Linked DNA regions of Homo sapiens: region 1 is linked to region 2. The links are chromatin loops, found by intact Hi-C in ENCODE. Cell type or tissue: PC-3. All regions are shown on one strand. Each heading gives the region's core, and the rest is flanking DNA. Links, peaks and the distances in the headings are about the cores only. Region 1 overlaps HHIP (hedgehog interacting protein). Region 2 has its middle 18 kb from the start of HHIP-AS1.

Region 1 (4,402 bases), core at 204-4,203, 82 kb after region 2:
CTACTGATGCCACAGTCCTCAGCCACCATCACACAGTGTCTTGGTTCAGTTGCTTGTCTGGAACGGCCCAGTTTCATTTTCCACAATAAGGAATTTATTTTATTTAATTATTCCTTTATTTATTCAGACAAGGTCTCACTCTATTGCTCAGGCCAGCATGTAGCAGCACCATTATGGCTCACTGTGGCTTCAAACCCCTGGGCTCAAGAGATCCGCCTGGCCGCATGCCACCACATCTGGCTCATTTTAAAATTTTTTGTAGAGATGGAGTCTCGCTATGTTGCCAGGCTGGCCTTGAACTCTTGGCATTAAACAATCCTCTCACCTTGGCTTCCCAAAGTGCTGGGATTACAGACGTGAGCCACTGCATCCAGCCACTTTAATATTTTATTTCAACTAAGGGGATGATTTTTTCATCAATAGAGCAACCTCACCATATTTAATATAGGTGAAATATATAATGAAAATGTAAAACACATACTCTGTCCCCCAATTTCTCAGTGATTTCACAGGCTCAGTGCTACGGCTGGATGTGGACACAGACATGTGCAACGTGCCTTATTCCATACCAAGGAGCAACCCACACTTCAACAGCACCAACCAGCCCCCCGAAGTGTTTGCTCATGGGCTCCACGATCCAGGCAGGTGAGAACACAAGTCTGTCTTCTCACTGGCTTTTAAGCCAGGCGGGGATCCGAGAACTGGGAAAATATAGCATAGAGCATATACCATCACAGAGCAGCCAAAGGTAGTATCTAAGGCCATGCCTCTAAAGTCACAACAGGTCATTACTCAAGTGAGTATTTAGCACACTGTCTTCTATTACTGTGAGAAGCAGATTGAGAAGGCAGATTAGACAACGAAAAGGACAAATTCATGGAGAAAATTTCACCTTAAAATGTGGAGAGGTTATTATCAGATAAACACTATTGGACTAGTATAATGACCAAGACTTTAATCTGAACAGTTTAGAGAGATCAACTTTTTGATTTGTCTCCTTAAATCCCACTAAGTCTTAAGTTCTTTATATATTACATGGCGGTGATAATAACTGCCTTGCTATGATTAAATAAAAATCTGTAAGTAAAGTACCAAATAGTGTGTCTGACTCCTGGTAGGTTTTAAATGAATTGCAATTCTTGTTATCATAGCTTCACTTAAATATGATGCTGCAGTGTTAATTTGCAAGGAGTTGAGCTAAATATTAACTTTTATTTCACTTTGAAAACATTGCAAATACTAAAGGACTCCATATTAACTGTTGGTACTACCATGAACCAAAACAAAGGAAAACTAAAAAGTATGTAGGGTGGGAAATTTGGGGTACATTTTGTAAAAATGCTATGAAGTATAATACAGCAATTTCAGTAACGAAAGCTTCATCCAGTCTATGGTCTATTATTCATACTCAGGGATATCTGGCCACATCCATTTATTCACTAAGTAGGTTATTATTACCATTTAATGTTTATTGAGTGTTCACTATGTGCAAGGTGAATATTTCTCAAACTTTTTATTTTTATAATCCCTCATGCCCTTCATCTCTCCTCCATCAAACCCAAGTCTACAGTTCATTTCCTTTTTGGCATCTCAGCAGATCTTAAAATCTGTGAGACAGGGAATACTTAAGGTGGGTTCAGGATGTGGAGGAAACTGTCACATTCCATTCCTAGAGCTCAGAACTCACAGATACCACCACAAAGCAACACTTTGAAGTCAGGCAGCCTGAGTCACCACAATCCCGCTGGAGCTTTCTCACAACCTTCCTGGGGGTCCTGAACCTCAATGCAAAAACATGGGATGAGGTGCTTTACAGACCAGATGTGTGGCAAGATGCCTGTGCTGCGGAGCCTCCCCACCTCTGGTGGCAGAGGGCTGAAGGAAAAGTTGGTGTTTATATTCCACCTCCCTCCAAAAGTATTCTAAGCAGAAGACGATTTAATAAAGCAGAAAGAAAACTAAATTAATTATTGGCTAAAAATAAAGGGAACTTTTATTAAGCACTTGCTGTGGGGTGCTGAACTAAGTATCTTGTGTACTTTATCTCCTCTCTGCTTCTCAGCAAGGCTCACCATCAGCCCCACTTCTCCCACTCCCCTTTTATTAATAGACTAGTTAAAGGACAGTGATAGATGCACAGCAAAATTGAGAAAAAGGTATAGACATTTTTATATTACCCGTACCTCCACACATGCATAGTCTCTCGCATTATGATCATCCCCCATAGAGAAACATTTGTTATAGTTGATGAACTGACATTGACACGTCATAATCACCCAGAGCCCATGGTTTACATTAGGGTTCACTCTTGGTGTTGTGAATTCTGTAGGTTTAGACAAATGGATAATGACATGTATCCACCATTATAGTATCACCCAGAGAGTTTCACTGGCAGGGCCCTTTTTCACATGAGAAACTGAAGGTTACAAGGGTCAAGCAGTTCTTAGTGGACCTGGTATTCAGCCAGAGCCATAGCTCCAAGCCCCCAGCAACTCTACCTGGCCTGCTTTCCAGATTTGCTGTTTCTTGTTGGAAACAAGTCAAACCTCTTTTTCTCATAGTTTCTCTATCTTCAAAGAAAGGTAATAGAGGAAAATGTTCTCTCCACTATGGATTTAGTTCCACCTTAAGTCACAGCATGACTGTATCATGATCCCTGCCAGGCATTGTCTTCTGTGAATCATTGAACTAGAGAGGACAATAAAGGGACTGTTGCCACAGAACAACTAACCCATCTTTGGCAGGTCACGCTTATGGTTTCCCTATCATGAATGAGATCATTGGGAGCCAAGAGTTTATGTTTTGTTTTTTGTTTGTTCTTTTATAATTTCTACATGACTCTTACGTCTCTTAAGAACCAGCACCAACTCTCAATTTTTTATTTTATTTTTTAAATTTCTTTATTAGCTCCAATGGTTTCATTTTGTTTTTAAGTAATTAATATATTTTGTTGGCCTAGAACAGTGATTCTCAATGGGATAATTTTACCCCCAGGGGACATTTGGCTATGTCTGGGAACATTTTTGGTTTTCACAATTAGAGTGTGATGGGGGTGAGGGAGTGATGCTACTGGCATTTTGCCTGTAGAGGCCAGAGATGCTGCTAAACACCCTACAGTTGGCAGCACAGCCTCCCCAGACAAAAAATTACCTGGCCCAAAATGTCAGCAGTGCCAAGATAGAGAAACCTAAAAACAATGCAAGCCTGTTTTCCACACTTTTGATAACTTCCAAAATTGTATTATATAACTTCATTCTTCCCCCAACCCAAGCTCCTCATACCCAGTCCCTCAGTGATTGAAACATTCCACAAACCTTGAACCCCTCTTATATTCCTGGCTTTGAACCAGATAACAGGAAGATAGTGATGAAGTTGCAAGTCCTCCCCTTATGGAGCTTCCTGTCAGTGGCTTAAGTCACAGAGATACTCTGGCCCCCAGATTAGGGATGGAAAACATGAAAACAGAGTCAACGTAAAAGACCTCGATATTTGTAGGGACCAGCTTTACTATATTCCTGGAATTAAAGCACATGTTTTCCTGTGTTAGAGCAGCCTAAGTTTTAGAATGCAGCAATTTCATGTAAGAAACCCAAAATTAATGTTATAACTAGTACTGTTTTGTGTGGCACAGAGATGAGTTGATGGTAACACTGTTGTTTTTTTTATGTTATTTTACCTTAAGTTCTGGGATACATGTGCTGAACTTGCAGGTTTCTTACATAGGTTTACATGTGCCATGGTAGTTTGCTGCACCTATCAACCCGTCATCTAGGTTTTAAGCCCGTATGCGTTAGGTATTTGTCCTAAGGCTCTTCGTCCCCCTGCACCCCGCCCCCCAACAGGCCCCAGTGTGTGATGTTTCCCTCCCTGTGTCCATGTGTTCTCATTGTTCAACTCCCACTTATGAGTAAGAACAGGCGGTGTTTGGTTTTCTGTTCCTGGATGGTGACACCGATTCTTATTCACAATACTTTACCAGTGTATTATACATGTGATATTCCTTAAGAACAGACTAACAATTGTTTTAAGACAGTGTGCATATTTATAACATAAGAAATTATAAATCATAAGAGAAATTAAGAAATATATTCCAGAGATTAAGCTTCAACCAAGTAAGCAAACACATCGGACTACTTCCTTCAGTGCTTTCTAGAAGATCCAAACTAAATTGCCATAGGATCCTTGCCAGTCCACAAAGGGCTCCTTCCTATGTCAGGAATCTCCAGTCTGAGCTTGGAAAAGATCACGGTAGGAATTAATGTGTATCCCCTCTTGTTATGCAGATGTGCTGTGGATAGACATCCCACTGATATAAACATCAATTTAACGATACTGTGTTCAGACTCCAATGGAAAAAACAGATCATCAGCCAGAATTCTACAGATAATAAAGGGGAAAGATT
Region 2 (4,402 bases), core at 224-4,223:
CTAGAGTTCCATGAGACACTTGGTCTATGTACATATTCAGAATTACTTGACATAGTAATGGAAATTAAAGACACACAGAAGCTGGCAGGGCACAGTAGCTCACACCTGTAATCCCAGCACTTTGGGAGGCTGAGGCAGGCAGATCACCTGAGGTCAGGAGTTCAAAACGAGCCTAGCCCACATGGCAAAACTCTGCCTCTATTAAAAATACAAAAGTTAGCCAGGCGTGGTGGCACGTGCCTGTATTCCCAGCTACTCGGGGAGCTGAGGCAAAAGAATCACTTGAACCTGGGAGGTGGAGGTTGCAATGAGACGAGATCGCACCACTGCACTCCAGCCTGCGTGGCAGAGCAAGACTCCATCTCAATAAATAAATAAATAAAAATAGAGACACACAGAAGTAGGTGAGATTGTCTAGACAGGGGAAAGTGTAAATGAGGAGAAGGAATGACCCTGGGCAGGATTTAAAGGAATGACAACACTTAAAAGTTTAATAGAGAAGGAAAATCTAGCTAAGAAGATTGAGAGCAAACAAAAGAAAAATGGAATCCTGAAGCATGTCCTGACGTGAAAAAAAAAAAAAAAAGGAAAACAATACTTTTAAAGAAGACTGGAAAATTTTGTTGAGGCTGCTGAGTGGTTAAGTAAGATAAGGACTGAAAAGTGTTATTTGGCTATAGTAACTGGATATAGTTATAATTGGTGAGATTAGCAGGGACCATTTCAGTGGAGCACTGGAGATGAAAATCAGAATGCAGTGGGTTGAGAAGACAGCAGAAAGTAGGTTAAAAGTGATAGTGTACAGAACTCTTTCAACAAGTCAGGCTGAGAAATGGAGGAGAAAGATAAGAATATAGCTACACAGAGGGACATAGAGTCAATAAATGGTTTAAATATTTACATACTTAAATGTTGATGAGAAAGATCCCATGAAGAGAAAGAGGTTGAAACTAGAGGTTAAAGTAGGGATGAGATTCAGGTGGAGGAAATGACTTCTTATAGGAAACAGAGCCCTTAACTGGTGACAGTAGTGCCATCTGAGTTTAGATGCAGAGGAGGAGGGTATCTGGGCTCATCTAGAGTTGGGGGCTATCCAAGTAAATGCAGCTGACAAAGGGTCAAGGGTGCTAGAGTGTTAGCAAGACTGCAATTGAAATACGGATGCAAAAAATCAAATATATGAAGGACAAGGACAGGAGGAGACTGGTATATCAGTAGAGAGAAGAGAGATCAATGGCCTGGAGAACCAAATGAGTTAGAAAGACAGACATGGCAGAAATAGTAAAGCAGGAAGCCTTGAAGTGTAGGAGGATGTGGCAGATATTAGCCTAGCCCCACATTGCCAACCTCCTGGTGTTCAGGTCTTTGTGGGATCCTATTCCCTCCCCAGACCAGAGGTGATGATAAAGCACCAGGTTATCTCAGTAATAAGTGGATAAGGTGAAGTGAAGGAAGGAGACAGTGGGAATGGGGAGAACAACTTAGAGAACCTATGACTTGCTTCTAACCAACTAAATACAGCAAAGGAGATGGAATATGCCCGATTATGTGCACCTGATTACGTTATGTAAGCCTGTAAATGCTGTCTTCTCTCCCTTGCTGGCTTTGAAGAAGCAAGCTGCCATATTGCGCACTTGACTATGTCATGGGCCATGTGACAAGCAACTGAAGATGCTCTCTGGACAGCAGCCAACAAGAAATGGAGGCTTTCAGTCCAACAGCCTGCAAGAGACTGAATGCTGCTAACAACATGAATCCTGAAGCATGTCTTGACATGAAAAAAAGGGAAAAGAATATTATTTTAAAAGAGTGGAGAAAGTTATAGTTGCTAAGTGGTTAAGCAAGCCAAGGACTGAAAAGTGTTACTTGGATATAGTAACTGTATATAGTAATCATTGGTGAGCTTAGCAGGGACCATTTCAGTGGAACACTGGAGTTGAAAACCAGAATGGAGTGAGTTGAGAAGCCAGTGGAAGGGGGTCCTTCCTCAGTCTAGCCTTCATTGAGACTGATGCCCCAGCCAGCATCTTGATAGCAGCACTGAAAGACCCTGAAGCCAAGCCTGTACTTCTAATCCATAGATACTATGAGATAATAAATGTGTTTTGTTTTAAGCTGCTGACTTTGTGATAATATGGTTACAAAGCATATATAACTAATGCAGAGGATGTCATCAGAGATAGGAATGTCAGACCAGAAGTGATGACAAGCACTGGGTTATCTCAGTAGTAGGTTGATAAGGTGAAGTGAAGGAAGGAAACAGTGAGAATGAGAACGACTTAGAGAATCATGTTTTGTTTGTGTTCCATAATGACTAAGAAGTTATATATGCAATGAACTTCAGACTTTGAAGACATATGATTAAACAAAAGGTATTATTGAGAGAACTGTTGGCAGCACACATACGGAAGGATGTGGTATTTTACTGATAATCAAAAAATGAACACAATAATAGGATATCTGTGTCTAGGATAAAACAATAATCACAGCCCAGTCTTTTGGAAGCCTCAATGCAGTTACTGAGCTTGGTCATTTGACATGTCTGTGTTTGTACATAACTCTGTGACTTACCAACTATGTGACTATGGGAAATTTTCTTCACTGAGTTTTTGTTTCTTATGTATAAAATGTATATATTAAAGTAGGGTTGTTATGATGATTAAATGAGATAATAGATGGAGAACACTTGTCACTGCACATGGCATAAAGTAAGGCTTAAATATAACTCTTTCTACCAGCTTTTCACAGAAGAAACTCCTACTTCACACACACACATATAAATTGATCAAATGAATTCAAAAACTAGAAAATATCACATAAGAGGTCAAAGAAAGATCTTAGAAGAATCTATTTCTAAAAAGTCGTCCAGGCCAGGCACGGTGGCTCACATCTGTAATCCCAGCACTTTGGGAGGCCAAGGCAGGTGGATTGCTTGAGGTTAGGAGTTCAAGACCAGCCTGACCAACATGGTGAAACCCCGTCTCTACTAAAAATACAAAAATTAGCCAGGTGTAGTGGCACATGCCTTTAATCTCAGCTACTCAGGAGGCTGAGGCAGGAGAATTGCTTGAACCCGGGAGGCAGAGGTTGCAGTGAGCCAAGATCATGCCACTGAACTACAGCCTAGGAGACACAGCGAGACTCCAACTCAAAAAACAACAACAACAACAAAAACAAACAAACAAACACCTAATCCATCCAGATAGGTAGAATACCACACAAAAAAATTGATAAATTAATTATGTCCCAGAAGGGAAGAAGGAGGAAAAGCCCATTTTTAAAAAGAAATGAGGTAAGGCTTGATTACAGACTTACAGAATGTAACACTAACTTTCAGAAATATGATCTCATTTTCCCCTGAGGAGATACTAAATCAGCATCCATACCTCACAAAAGCAACACACTTTTAAACCCTTCTTTTTCTAACTGTGAGTAAAGACTTTATTTCAGAACTATGTTGTACCTCCAGATGCAGTGCTAGCTTTCGACTGGCCTCATATACAGTGCTTGTCACTTTTTCAAGATGAAAGTAAAGCCATTCTTCCTCAGGTGCTTATTAATCATCATAAGCTATCGTTTAAAAGCAATAAACAATGCACACATGGTGATTAGCATAGGATTATTTTTCATAAGAAAATAAAGTCTGGCTCAATATGTTTTGGATTCACACTCACAAGGAAAACCCACCATGTAATTCTCCATCTCTTTACCAAGGAGAAAGAAAGATCACCTGTTTTGAAGGGCACACAATCCTGATATTTAGATTAATTTATGCTTAGAACTATCCAAAGAAATTTCAAGAACTGGTTATGTTTGCGAATATATTTTTTGGATATTTTAAATAGAAAAATCACATTTTATGTAAGATAAAAAATCAAAGCACCAAAAGGTTAAATTTCATGGAACCTCTGGTCTTATGAAATACAAATAGTTCTTAAAGTATAAAAGCTTTCTCTTATATCCAACATTTATTCTAATTTTTTGCATATAAAAGTATCCGTAATGTGTACCAAATGCCCAGGTGTTTACAACTATTAATAAATGAAAATGTTTGTAGAACTTCATGCCTTTGGGCAGGACATAAAATTTAGAATACTTTCAACAAAAACCTGAAGAATTTCTTCATAAGTAAATCACATTCGGAAAATAAAACAAAACATACAATTCACAAATTTTAGAAAAAGACGGAATTTGCAATCATGCTCCACACCACACAAATAATTTTTAACTATGTCACATGCTATTAAATCAGATATTGTTGCCTTAGTTTTAATAATGTCTTTGGTCCAAAAATTGACATAAGTTTTTGTTTCAGTCTGTCAGAACATTTTTTCAGAAATGTATCTGTCCCCTTCTAGACTGCATGACCAAAAAAATTGTTGCAAATACACATTTTAAACTA

What was found. A loop is a pair of places that touch in the nucleus more often than their neighbours do. Peaks named below come from ENCODE experiments on the same cell type or tissue, not always from the same donor. Only the 100,000 strongest peaks of a DNase experiment are listed, where the experiment ranks them.
Region 1: a loop joins it to region 2, with 7 times the contacts of the local background. A loop is called at or near these places in 1 of 110 quality-filtered maps.

What each region holds. Positions count from the first base shown.
Region 1 is chr4:144,707,667-144,712,068 of GRCh38, forward strand. It overlaps HHIP (hedgehog interacting protein), which reads left to right. Exons shown (of 13, transcript NM_022475.3): 7 at 502-645; 8 at 4,284-4,402. The region is part of intron 1 of LOC124900791 (a long non-coding RNA gene); the gene reads right to left. Among named protein-coding and RNA genes, the nearest start is that of HHIP, 64 kb to the left of the region's middle. In PC-3, for the core only: no CTCF peak of the experiment used is centred there; DNase peaks (open chromatin) are centred at 1,665 and 2,695; H3K27ac peaks cover 2,029 bases.
Region 2 is chr4:144,625,547-144,629,948 of GRCh38, forward strand. No RefSeq gene overlaps it. Among named protein-coding and RNA genes, the nearest start is that of HHIP-AS1, 18 kb to the right of the region's middle. In PC-3, for the core only: no CTCF peak of the experiment used is centred there; a DNase peak (open chromatin) is centred at 2,295; H3K27ac peaks cover 344 bases.